Linked DNA regions of Homo sapiens: region 2 is linked to region 1. A link is a contact called in ENCODE Hi-C data. All regions are on one chromosome and are shown on one strand. The core of a region is the stretch at or near the end of the contact, and the rest is flanking DNA. Distances in the headings are between cores, read along the strand shown. Region 1 overlaps GLCCI1 (glucocorticoid induced 1). Region 2 has its middle 45 kb from the start of NXPH1.

Region 1 (7,046 bases), core at 1,812-4,311:
CAGCTCAAACTAACTCCTAGCAAAAAACATGCTTTGTCAATGTGCAAAAGTCTAAAGCCACTTAAAAAAAATCCATCAACAAAAACATAACAAAATTCTTTAATCTTATTTAAATATTAAAAAATCTATTTTATGTGGTTCATCACTGGTCTTAAAATTTATTGTAGTTTATAAATCAATTATAGAAATATGAGTACTGACTGCTAATTATTTTATAGTACTTATAGCAATGATAAACCTAGCAAGAAATGAGATGTAATTAGCTGAAAAATCAATGATACCTATATTAAGAATTAATTATGACCACAGACTAATCTTAAATTATAAAAAAGTTTAGAATAGGTAATGACAAACCATTATTTACAAATATTTGTTTTTGTTTACAAAAATTTGTTTTTGACTAATAAAACAATTTTTAACTTCTTTTAAAACTTCTTTAAATATTATTTTGAAAAGTCTATCCTGATGAAGTATTACAAAGCAGCACAAAAGATTGTGGTTCTAGTGTAATTATCCTTTGCCTTTCTGGGAAGAGTGGTAACCAGATATAGTAAATAGCTGCTCTGATTAGCAAAGAGTGTAGAAAAAGGCAGAATTCAGCTCAAACAAAACACTGTGGAAGTTAAGACTGCATTTTTATTTTATGTAAAGTCGGAAGGTTTTTTTTTAAGCTTTAGGAATTCAGCAATAGCAGCACTTACATATTCAAATTTTTTATCAAGCTCCAACTCTATGCTAAGTTTTGTGCTCATTATGTTAGACCAGTTTCAAAGTGCAGTCCCCAAATGAGCAGCAGCATCATCACATGTTAGAAAAGCAAATTCTCAGGCTCAACCTCAGACTACTAGATCTGGAACTCTTAGATAAGGCCCAGAAATATACTTCTTATTTTTTAAGCAACCTTTTCAGATTATTCTGATGGATTCTAAAGTTTGAAAACCAGTGTTAGACTAAAAAATTGAAATCAATAAGATACGGAATCTGCACTCAAGGTGTCATGTTGACCATATACCCACTCATTTTTCTTGCTAGCTTTGAACATGTTATTGTTTTAAAATCTCTTACATCTGACAGAAAATCAGCAACACAGGTGATTACTACATATGGCCAAAAATATTTTTCACACCATTCTAAAAAACACCCACTGAAGTCATAAAAATAGTGCTAAGATGATGGCATGAATATCACCAATAGGATAACTAAGTAATGGAGGAGGGAGTAGCTTTCCTAAGAATGTAAATACGCTCTCCTGCACATGAACCTATAGATTTGAAGTACCATTTCTTATTTGTAAGACAGCAAACACACAATAACTACCTCTGACTGAATGAATCCTGACCTACCAGAAATTGTTTATTGAATTTCACAGCCCTCACATGCTCTGGGGTCACTTGTGTCATTTCTATGCCATTTCCTACCAGTCCAGACCTAATGTTCATAATTGTATAATCAATAGTTGATACTAGTAATAAAGACTTTTCCTGTCCACTTAATTCCATATTATTATATTTAAACCCGGTAACAGTAAAATACTATTGATTCTAATCAAAGGCAACTAATAAGTATCAGTGTCTGTTATGTCATAGATACTGTGCTAGAAGCTTAACATGGATTGTTTCATATAATCCTCATTGCAATAGGCTATGTTGACAATAATAGTTGTCCCCCAAAAGCTGTTAGAATTCCAATAGCATGGAAAAGTTTTCCCTTAGTTTATACTGGTTCCTAACAATATGGTATCTCCCATATCAATCATTCATTTATTCATTCATTTATACAAAACAGTATACCTTAAGAGGCATACTGCTTTCTCATACCATACCGTAAACTATGACCTAATTTTAAACTATAACTCTATGATCTTAATTGGTTTTTTTTGTTTGTTTTTGAGATGGAGTCTCGCTCTGTCGTCCAGGCTGGAGTGCAGTGGTGCGATCTCGGCTCGCTGCAAGCTCCACCTCCCGGGTTCACGCCATTCTCCTGCCTCAGCCTCCCGAGTAGTTGGGACTACAGGCGCCCACCACCACACCCGGCTAATTTTTTGTATTTTTAGTAGAGACGGGGTTTCACCATGTTAGCCAGGATGATCTTGATCTCCTGACCTCATGATCTGCCCACCTCGGTCTCCCAAAGTGCTGGGATTACAGGCGTAAGCCACCGCGCCCGGGCGATCTTAACTGTTAAGGCATAATGTCTCTAACGTAAAAATGTCTTTCTCAGTAAATTCTGTTTAATATTATCACAGGAATTTTTCATAGAAAATTGATACAAGATATAACAGGTTGAGAACCAATGTATAAGTCAATGTACAAAACCAACACAGGTCAGGGGACCAGAGTAAGAGTGTTATTCCAAATAAATACAACCTATTTCACAATTTTACCTAGAGTGTGCTTAGGGGCAAAGGCATGAGAAAGCAATGAAGAAAAACAGGTTAATTTTGTTTCCAGCTAAATGTTTCTCGTAAAGGGAAGAAAACTGAGTATCAGGGTAACGGGGGTATGGGAAAGGCCTTTCGCTGTATACTTTCTACTTTTGAAACAAATGAACACATAACGTATTAAAATTAATAAGTAGAATTTTGACTTTGGTAATTTTAGAGATGGTATTTGAAACTAATGAATAAAATGTTAAATATTTTAGTTATGGGTTAAAATCTTTCATTAATATAACTGAGTATATTCCTTTAGCAACCAAAGAAATTACTCCCTAAACCAGGAACATGACTAATTTGGTGTGAACTATTCAACTCTAGGATTCTACAATCCTCTGTCTCATAATTAGATGATGGCTGAGAGAAAAAGTAAAGGTGATCTCAACAGCCAGTCAGGGGCCAGCTCCATAAAAAATAATTTAGACCCCTAGAATGCAATCTAAGAGGCAAAAACAGTCAAATCTTCAGTCTTGCTTCCATTTCATGAAGAAGTCCCCCAGCCCCTAAAATGTTTCAGCAACTGCTGTTTCTTAAATATATTTCAAAAGCAAGCCCTTTGACAAGGGCACAGGAAACTCAGACAGCTGTATAAAGTGTGACTTTTGGTCAGGAAATGAATTTCTGATCAGAGTGATAAAACTGAAAGTTATTTTTTATATCAGTAAGTATTTGAGGTGCATCATCTGTTCCTTTGACTAAAGTCCTCCCTAACCAAGCTCCTTTCAGGAATGGAGGAAAAGGCTAGGTACTTTAAATATGACGTCAACAGAAAAGAATATATATGTTTTAGTTCAGAGTTAGTTAACTTTATTGAATGTTGCCTAAAGCCAAATGCTAACTACTTAGTCTGGATCTGTTTCTTAAAAACAAATAAAAACAAATAGATTTCTAGGGAAAGATGCTGACATAGAGGCAGGATCATAAAACTCCATAGACTGAAGTCTAATGAGATTAAGAGAAACTGCTTTATGTGCTTTTGGCATGTCTCATGTTTCACAGTTTAACTTTTAAAAATTAATTTAAAACAATAAAATACCAAATATAATAATACCATCACCTGGAGAAAGGGAAGTATCAGTATATGTAATTTTATTTAAGATCTAACCATCCCATCTCTCACCTCTCAGAGAATACAAGTTTTGAAATCTCTCCCTGATATCAACCAAGAGACCAAGTGCCATGGAAGAAATTAAGAAAATTTTCTAAAGTGCTACAATCCAAAAACATACTAGGCTAGTAAGTAAGTTACTTAGGTAAAATCCTTTCAGACCCAAGTGACAGAATTCAGATGATATTTATACTGTGTTATGCTAGAGCACAGAGGAAGGAAATCTTGCAAAACCTGTTTATGAAGCAAGTGTAAAAATACTCTAAGGCTCATGAAAAAAAATTAAGAACTCATTGCTGAATAATAAACAAATATAGAATTAACAAACATATTCACTGATGAAATGGCATTTTCCACATAAATTATTATTCCTGATTAAAACAAGAAAAACCATTAGTAAAATAAGCATGTGTACTCTACGTATAACAAACACACATGCTTCACAGCAAATGTCAGTATACCTTGTCCAGTGAGTAAACTAGATACATTACCATTAGAGTCAAGAAAGAGGCCAAGGCAGCCGGGTACAGTGGCTCACATCTGTCATCTCAGCACTTTGGGAGGCCGAGATGGGTGGATCACCTGAGGTCCACCTGAGGAATTTGAGACCAGCCTGACCAACATGGTGAAACCCCGTCTCTACTAAAAAATTAAAAAATTAGCTGGGCATGGTGGCGGGCGCCTGTAATTCCAGCTACTCGGGAGGCTAAGGCAGGAGAATCACTTGAACCTAGAAGGTGGAGGCTGCAGTGAGCCAAGACAGTGCCATTGCACTCCAGCCTGGGCGACAGAGCAAGACTCCGTCTCAAAAAAAAAAAAAAAAGTCAAGGCCTTCAGTACCATAACTGTTAGTTTACATGGTTCTCGGAGTGGCAACAAATGCAATTCCAAAAGAGGACACATACCAAGAAATAAATAACGAAAAGGATGTAGAATTACTATTTGGATGATCGTACAGCCGAAAAACCAAAGAAAATTACCTAAAAATTACTAGAAACAAGAAAAGTCAAGTTGAAGATGTCCTGTATGTAAATTAGATATTAAATATCCTAATTACAACAGCAACCAAAAAAGACAAAATATTTAGATATAAGTTTAACAAGAAATGTGTTGTTCCAATAAGAAGTTGTAAAATATTCTGAAGGGCAAACATAATACTTGAATGAATAAAAAGATATACCCCTTTCTTGGATAAGATTCAATATGGTAACAATTCCCCTGAATTCATATTTAATTGTAATATAAAACATTTTGAGGAATTGTACAAATTATAAAATTAACTGAGAAAAATAAATACGCAAGACTAGCCATACAAATTATTAAAATGAATTACTAAGCAATACAAATTAAAATCATTCAGTATTAAAAAAGATATTAATGGTATATAGTATAGCATAGAGAAGCCAGAAAGAGATCCAAATAAGAATGGAAATTTATGATATAACAATATCTCAAATCAGCAGGGAAAAGATAAACTCTTTATCAACTGTTAGTCACTTTGAAAAATAAATAAAGCTGGATATCACCTCATGCCTTCCATCAAAATAAACTCCAGAAATATCAAAGACACAAATATGTAAAAAGAAACATAAAACTATTAAAAGAAAATATAGTTTAAATGAAATTTTTTAACTTGGAGTGGAAAAAATCTTTCCCAATTATGGCATAATGCAAAAAGCCACAAGGCACAGACCACTGTGATAAATACAGCAGCCAGAAATAAACCCTAGCATATACGGTAAATTGATTTTTGATAAGGGTGTCGAGGCCATTCAATGGGAAAAGGACAGCCTTTTCAACAACTGGTGCTGGGAGAACTGGATATTCACATCCAAAAGAACGAAGTTGGACTCTTACCTTATACAAAAATGGACTCAAATGGATCAAAGACATAAACTTAAAGGCTAAAATTCTTAGAAGAAAATAAGAAGAAAGCTTCCTGACACTGGATTTGGCAAGGATTTCTTGAATATGCCAACAAAAGTACAGTCAACAAATGGAAAAATAGATAAACTGGACTTTATCAAAATTAAAAACTAGTACACTATCAAAAGAATAAAAAGGCAACCTGGCCAGGCGTGGTGGCTCACGCCTGTAATCCCAGTACTTTGGGAGGCTGAGGCGGGTGGATCACAAGGTCAGGAGATCAAGACCATCCTGGCTAACACGGTGAAACCCCGTCTCTACTAAAAAATACAAAAAATTAGCCGGGCATGGTGGCAGGCGCCTGTAGTCCCAGCTACTCGGGAGGCTGAGGCAGGAGAATGGCATGAACCCAGGAGGTGGAGCTTGCAGTGAGCCGAGATCACACCACTGCACTCCAGCCTGGGTGACAGAGCAAGACTCCATCTCAAAAAAAAAAAAAAAAAAAAAAAAAAAAAAGAATAAAAAGGCAACCCACAGAATGGGAGAAAATATTTGCAAACCATGTATCTGATAAGAGATTTATATCCAGTATATATAAAGAACTCCTAAAACTCAACAACAAAAAACCCAATTCAAAAATAGACAAAGGACTTGAATAGACATTTCTCCAAAAAAGAAATACAGATGGCCAAAAAGCAGATGAAGTGATGCTCAGCATCATTAATCATTTAGGAAATACAAATCGAAAATCAAAGTAAGATACCAGGTTGACTATTATGTTTTAAAAAAGGAAAAAAGAAAATATTGGCAAAGATGTAGAAAAACTGGACCCCTGGCTGGGCACGGTGACTCATGCCTGTAATCCTAGCACTTTGGAAGGCCGAGGCAAGCGGATCACAAGGTCGAGAGATTGAGACCATCCTGGCTAACACAGTGAAACCCCGTCTCTACTAAAAATACAAAAAATTAGCTGGGCGTGGTGGCGTGTGCCTGCAGTGCCAGCTGCTGGGGAGGCTGAGGCAGGAGAATGGCGTGAACCCGGGAGGCAGAGCTTGCAGTGAGCCAAGATAGTGCCACTGCATTCCTGCCTGGGCGACACAGCGAGACTCCATCTCAAAAAACAAACAAAAAAACAAAAAACAACAACAACAACAACAAGAAAAAACAACTGGACCCCTGTGCGTTGCTAATGTGAGTATAAAATACTACAGCCATAGTGGAAGACAGTACATCAGTTCATCAAAAATTTAAACACAGAATTACCCTATGATCTAGCAGTTCTACTTCTGGAAATATATACAAAAGAACTGAAAGCCGAGACTCGAAAAGATACCCACACACTAATGTTGCTAGCAGCATTATTTGCAACTGTCAAAAAGCAGAAACAACCTAAATGTCCACCCATAGACGAATGGATAAAGAAAATGTGGTATGTATATCTAATGGAATATTATTCTGCTTTAAAAAGGAAGGAAATTTTGACACACAGCTACAATGTCAAATCCTGAAATCATTATACTAAGTAAAATAAACCAGACAAAAAAGGAAAATACTGTATGATTTTCTTATATGAGGTTCCTAGAGTATATTCACAGAGACAGAAAATAGAATGATGGCTACCAGAGGCTGGCGTGTGGT
Region 2 (6,743 bases), core at 1,035-3,534, 370 kb before region 1:
AATGTTATGCACATAAATGAGTACAATAAATATAGAAACTGCATAGAAAACATTGGAAGGAAATATATCAAACTGTTGAGTGGTTTCCTCTGATAATGGGAAAATAGATGATTTTTCTTTTTCTTTCTATGTCCATTTATTTCCAATTTTCTATAATGAATACCTAATTCATTTATAATAGAAAATGCTTATCTTGTAAAAATCAGGTTAGCAGGAAGATAATAAAACCTGCAAAGACTCCATATATTAGACACTGTTAATGTTTTTGCATGCTAAGCTAGACTAAAATCCCTTTTCATAAAAAAAAAAAAAAAAAAAAAAAAAAAAAAAAAAACTTGTTAGGATAAACGAACCAGTACAGAAGAGTTCTTTGAGCTCATTAAAAGTCACACGTAGCATTCCTCTCAGGAGCTGCATTTATTACTCTCCCTGCCCAGCTGACGGAAATCACCAAACAGGTCTATGAAAAAGGAAGTAAAAAAGGTACCTTCAAATGAGAGACCAGAGCCTAGAAACTTGCTGTATTCGTTTCCTACCACAAACTCAATTCTTAAAACCATACACATTTATTATGTTACAGTTCTGAAGGTCAGAAGTCTAAATGGGATCTCAGCAGGGCTATGCTTCTTCTGGAGGCTTTAGGGAAGAATTAGTTTCTTTGCTTTTTCCAGCTTCTAGAGGCTGCCTGCATTACTGAGTTCACGGCTCTTCCTCACATGACTCAGACCTCTCTTTCCATCACTACATTTTCTTATCTGACTCTAACTCTACAGCCTCCCTCTTCAAAGGACCCTTGTGATTACAGTGGGCCAATCTAGGCAATCTAGGATAACTCCCCATCTCAAGAGCTTTTACTTAATCATATCTGCAAAGTCCCTTTTGCCATGCAGGATAACATATCCATAGGTTTCAGGAATTAGAATGTGAATATCTTGGGGGAAATAGTGCATTATTCTGTCTACTACACTTTGCTTTTCAAAACCGTAGTGATCAAATGAAAGACGCATTGCCTTCCTGGAATAGTGGAGGAATATGACTCAATCCTTTCAGGGCAGTTCCCCCACTGCAGGTCCCCAGCCTGGCTGGTCCCAGCAGGTGAGGGGCTGATAAAGGAGTTGAGCTGACCGCCCCTCCCCAACCCTCAAACAGGGCTTTATGATATTGCATTTTAAAAAGAGATTTATTGATGATTTTTTTTAAGTTTGAAGACCACTGTGCTCCTTGAAAATGCTCGGGCAGACTGAGAAAATCTTGATTTTTTGTTGTTGTGACTTCATTAGACTAGCCTATTTCCTTCATAATATCTGCCAGACTGGAGAATATTCCACATTTACGTGGTAACTCCTCCCAACAAATTATTTTATATCTGCCCAACAGAGAAGCAAAGTATAAGACATGAGTCGTAATGCAATTATAAGGCATCTTGGGAAAGGAAATAAAAGAAGAAAATGAAAGCCGAACTTTATTCTGGGATGGCTTTTGCTTAATATCAGCAACAGTATATCAAAACAACTAAAAAATCCCCTTTTCACACAATTTTTTTTACCATATATCGCCAGTTTGGTGGAGTTGGGGAGAAATTTTGTATGTTGTGTGTGTTTTACGTTGTAACAGGCTGTTGTTTCAAGAACTACATTGGTGTATGATGTCATGATTTACAAAATGTTTCACACACATTATTTGTGGGTATACATTGTTTAATGCATTTAATAGAATAAACATTCACTTTTAACAATATCTTTGTCTCTATTAACATTTCAGCTTAGCATCAAAGTGGTATGATGGTAATTGTTTAACAACTGGCTCCTTCTTCCACATACCCCTCCCCCTCAGAAAAAGCCCTGACTGAAGATTTCCATATGTAAACATCCCTGCCATAGTTGATTGCAAGCTACCAATGCATCGCTCAAATAGGAGTCAGGATGTGCACAATCAGCTCTTGCAAGTAAATTGGAGTGAGCTCCAGAATATCACTCAGTTTAACATTCAAGCTTCCTGTTTGTGGAGACGGATCCCTAGAAGGCTTAACTAGCAGAAAAACATCACCCTTGGAAGAAACATCGCAGTGATACTATGAAGCCCAAACCAGTTTTCACAGGAGTTATGTGATGTAGTGGATACAGTGTTCCGCCAAGTTGCTCTCAGGTCCTCTTTGCTGTTTCTGGCTTCAGTGTGCCTTAACCTCCAACAAATGACACTTGTTACTCTGCTTTGGAAGCAGCCCTCAAGGCTCTGAACATGCTGGCTCCGCCCTTACGTGGTGCTCAGCCAATGACTGATTGGGGGCGGGACCAAGCAAGCCCAGCTGCCTCTCTTACGTGCTTCCCTGCGGGGTTAGAATCCTGAGACTTAGCTTGGAATCACACCCTCGGTTCCCTCACTCTTTTCTGTTTGTCCAAAGAGTGTTTCTCCAGCAAATCACTCACACATGAATCCTCATCTCAAGGTCTGCTTCTGATGCTAAACTATTAAATCGACAGAAATGTGAGGAGTTCTTACTCATGTTTTCTAAAGCTCTGGCTCCGGGGTGTTCCCAAGATAATAGAGGGCTGTTTGATCATCCTACCACTTTCTGATGACTCCCAAGCATGGGAGTGGCATTTCAAAAGATGCACAGTGAGAAAGGTATGCCATAATATGGGGGAATTCTACTTATATCATAAACTAACTAGATCTTTTCTGGCTAAGAAAAAAGGATCTCTGCTCTCTGTGGAAAAGATTCCATTTGTTTTTGGAAACGCATCCTGTAACTAAGTGGAAAGATCCACTGTGCTTGTAAAGATGATGCCAACTGAACAATCTGTAACAAGAAATGTCTACGTAACAAAGCAAAGGAAAGACACAGGTATTGACGCCTGGAGACTCTCTTTGGTTTCACACACACACACAAAACGAAGAACCCAGAGGAATGTTTGTGTTCCCAGACTAAAACATAAAAATCCTACTACCAGAAAATTTTTAAAAGTTCTTCACAACCGGGGATGAGCATTCTTTCACTGTGTAAAGCACACACCTGTTGGTATCCTTACTTGACTGACTGAAGAAATGTGGGTGAAATAATGCCTTTACTTTCTGTGCAAATCATAAAACTGAAATAGGGTGAAATACACTGTGTGATTAGAAAATGGGAAATACAGAAGACCCTTTTACATTCTCATCTGTCAGGCTTTCATTGTCCTCTGGAAGAGGAAATGTTAAATTCTCATATAGCTTCTAAAGAACAGATAAATGCAGTCCAAAAATAAAGCAGTTGCTTCTAGGCAAGGATAAAAATATGAATAAATTGGAAATATTGCAGAAGTTTGTAATTTGTGTTTGCACATGAATTACCATAATTATTGAAAAAAAGCAGTCCAAACATAAATTCTGAAGCCATGCATTCTCAGACACCTTGCAAATTACCATCTAAAGATAGAGCATAAGGGGTTAAATCTTGAGACATTCTTTTTTATTTTACTGATGTAAAATCACTCCACCTAATTATAAAGTTTTCCCATTTGAGGAAAGCAATGATTTCAAAGGAAAGATCTTTAAAGTGCCACAGATTGGAAATAGATTAGCAAGGAACATAAATTGATAGAAAAATTTTAATATCATGCTAACTTTGTACATAATGGTGATGAGGAAAAGAACTGCAAAAGGGTGCCAAGGTTGTAAAATTAATTACAGACTTTATTTACATAAAATATTACATATGGAGGCAAAGATATGACAGATTGTTATGAACTAGTGTGTATTTGTGTTCAAACTTGTTGCTCACAGAAAAACAAGTCCAGGAATGAATAAAACACATCACACACATATTAGGGTTGCACACAGCTTCTTTACTGTCAGGGAAATGCAGCTTTACTGGATTCGGTGCCTTTAAGTAAGAAGTAGATTTCTAGAGCTGGTAGAGAAATACAAGTGAGCGATGGAAAAAAGAGAAAGAGTAATCATACAAGACCATTCAGCTTCAGAGGCAATAAGCCAATATCTGAAACAAAATAGATTTGTTTCTCTCATGTAAAACCTTGAAGGATCCTTATGAATGTTTCTTCCATCCCCACTGTTCCTTTGTCACCTTCCCCACAGAAGTGTACTGATGGCAATTTAGTTACAATTATTATTTTCTTCCCATTCATTCCACTGGTATTGCCTAGGCCTTCAACTTTCAAGTCCTAAAGTTGTTCAAGGTAAAATCTTGTCTCATATTTTTCACAGGTCTCACTTGTGGCCATGTGGATAAGCGATAAGTAGTGGGAGGAAAGGGCATGAGGGAGGGGGCTAGGGAAGAACTAGAAGCCAAATAACAAAGCCTAGTTGGAAATTGCCCCATAGAGACATAATCTTTGACAGGCGACTAAGTGCATAGCATCTCCTAACCCTATCTCCCTTTGTGCTGCACAACGGCGCCAGATCGTGGCACTGAGTGAGGTTCCATCCAATGCCAGACAGAGGGGAGATGTGTGCAGAAAACAATAAGCCATAGTGTTGGTTTAGAACTGTGGGTGACAAGTTGCTGACAGGCTGTAGCCTGACACAAGGCTGGCAAGGGACACAGCAAGGAAACCAATAATGAGACACTGTTTGCATCCACAAATGGGCACCTAGTAAAGAGACATGAAGAAAAGGTCACTGGGCAGAAATGCATGATTGACAGAGCACAAGAAGGTAAAAGTTATCCACCCTGAGAAACATCTGTTCATGGCCAGCAGGAGCCGTGAGCCTGTGAAAGTGAAGACTGGCCCCTGAGGAGCTGCTGCAGAGAAGCAGGGTGCGATATTCTCCAAGTTAGCAATGACAAGCCAGCGGCTGCCCAATGCACACACCCTGACACATGCAGGTCTTAGGAGTCCTGTTTAAGGACTTATCACTGCCCCTGGGTGTTATTTAATCTTACTGAGTGCCACGATTGTGATAATCCTTGGGATTAAAAAAAAACTATAGCCAATTCTTCGGAGCAGGGCTGTGAAGAATTGAGGAACATGGGTGCACTCAGTATGTCCAAGAAAGCTCAGTAGACTGCACATTTTCAAAACACTGAATAAAAGCTACAGGAAACTCACTGATAAGAAAAACTGAAATGACTCATGGGTCTGTTTGAGGTTATTCCAACTTAGATTATGAAAGAAAGAGCACCTGAGATCTGAGACCCTTCTCAAGGGCAAATATCTGAGAAATAGTTCTGAATAGAAGTGTACACCATCCTTTAACACCCAAAAATCAGTCGGGGTTCAGACCAGATGAGCGTGTGTCTTCTACTCCATGTCACATTGTCTATCATGCTCTTCTGCTTGGTTAAGTCAGTCACTTTGTATCTACCAGGAAGTACCATGTCAAACAGGTCACCCAACCTTCTCTCTGTGTGTGGATTCTTGACAGACATCAAAGCCAAGATGATTGTAAACAGCCTGACAGCTCTATTAAGACAATGGAGATGAGTCTTCAGTGGTTCAAAGAATTCAAAACAACTCAGTTTGTTAAATATATATTTCAGACAACATTCCAGAAAAAAAAATTTTTAAACACATAACGAGCCTATTAGATATTAGTGCATATGGAATGTAAGCTGTGTTTTTAAAGGCCTTTACAAATTATTTTTCTTCTAATGTGCTCTGAGCCAATTCTACGAAGTTGGCCTGTTATATTTAATTCTTTCAAATGCCACTACCTTAATAAAGGCTTCTGTTGAAGACCTGCATGGCTTGTTAAAAACTGTCACTATAAAAATATCATCCAGTAGTCTTTGAAATTTTCTAAAGTAAAAGAGCAATTAGAATGTAACTCAGGTTTAAGTTTAGCTGGATTCCAATCCAATTAGCTTTATAAATTAATAGCTCTTTGTTTTGCAGCACTAGGGGAGGCTGTTTAATTAGTCAGTTTTTTGTTTCCAGTCTTACTTCAGAACTTCACATTCTGAGTTACAGAGTTTTAACTGAGTGGATGAACATTCATCTAGAAAAGTGTTTGTGCTCAAACTTCTGTCAGAACACCGTGGTAACATAAAGGTTCTCAGGTGTAACACTCTATCTCCAGAATTATAGTGTTTACGGCAGAAGTCACAAACAAGCTGCCTACGGTACGCCAGGCCTCCAGATAACTTTAACTTTCTTTTCTTTCCTGCTCTATTTGTTTTATTTTTTCTTCCTTCCTTTCTTTACCAGGACGATTTTTTTAAATTAGTGTCAAACCAAGCAAATTCATAGATCTCATATATGTTCTTGAAGGGCAGAAGCAGTGGAGCTGAGTAGCAGCTGCCCCTTTTGAATGGGCTAGATGCTGTCCTGTTCTTCCCTGTCCTTCCTAGGCCTGTAGGCTCTTGTAGGCAGGGGTTCACATTTGCCACCACTTTTGCAGTGCTTGTCTGACCTTAAGGCCATATCTTTCTTAAAGCTTTCCACTTCTTTGCAATAGAGACTCTACGGCCAGGTTCTGCAATAACTTTCTCCCCTTTTCCCATCAAGCACTTAGGGAATAAAATCAGTTCACCAAATATTAGGATATAGAGGCAATTAAGATCACCATCAACAAATGCTTCAGTGCCAATAGACATCAAAATGGCCAAACATTGCCTGTGATTTGGCCTAAAAATGTAAGAGTAGAAGTTATTATCAAAAGGAAGAAGGGCAAGGGGAAACATTCAGGAAAGAAGGGAAAACTGAGCAAATGAGAAGGAGATAGGAGAGGCATAAATGAGGAGGGAAAGATTGTCGCTCTGATAGAGGGACCCCTACAGTGCCAGCTACAACTCTATCAGAACC

Evidence for each region. Hi-C counts contacts between places; a loop is a spot of excess contacts on that map.
Region 2: a loop to region 1 is called in a map with no recorded cell type, with 2.5 times the contacts of the local background. The contact joins two enhancer-like sites. A Hi-C loop is called at or near these places in 1 of 37 single-sample maps with no recorded cell type.

The regions. Positions count from the first base shown.
Region 1 is chr7:8,011,311-8,018,356 of GRCh38, reverse strand. The region is part of intron 2 of GLCCI1 (glucocorticoid induced 1); the gene reads right to left. Among named protein-coding and RNA genes, the nearest start is that of GLCCI1, 46 kb to the right of the region's middle. Within about 2 kb of position 3,061, at least 4 of the 41 ENCODE cell types and tissues checked have a DNase peak (open chromatin) inside an H3K27ac peak, as active enhancers do.
Region 2 is chr7:8,385,597-8,392,339 of GRCh38, reverse strand. No RefSeq gene overlaps it. Among named protein-coding and RNA genes, the nearest start is that of NXPH1, 45 kb to the left of the region's middle. Within about 2 kb of position 2,284, at least 2 of the 41 ENCODE cell types and tissues checked have a DNase peak (open chromatin) inside an H3K27ac peak, as active enhancers do.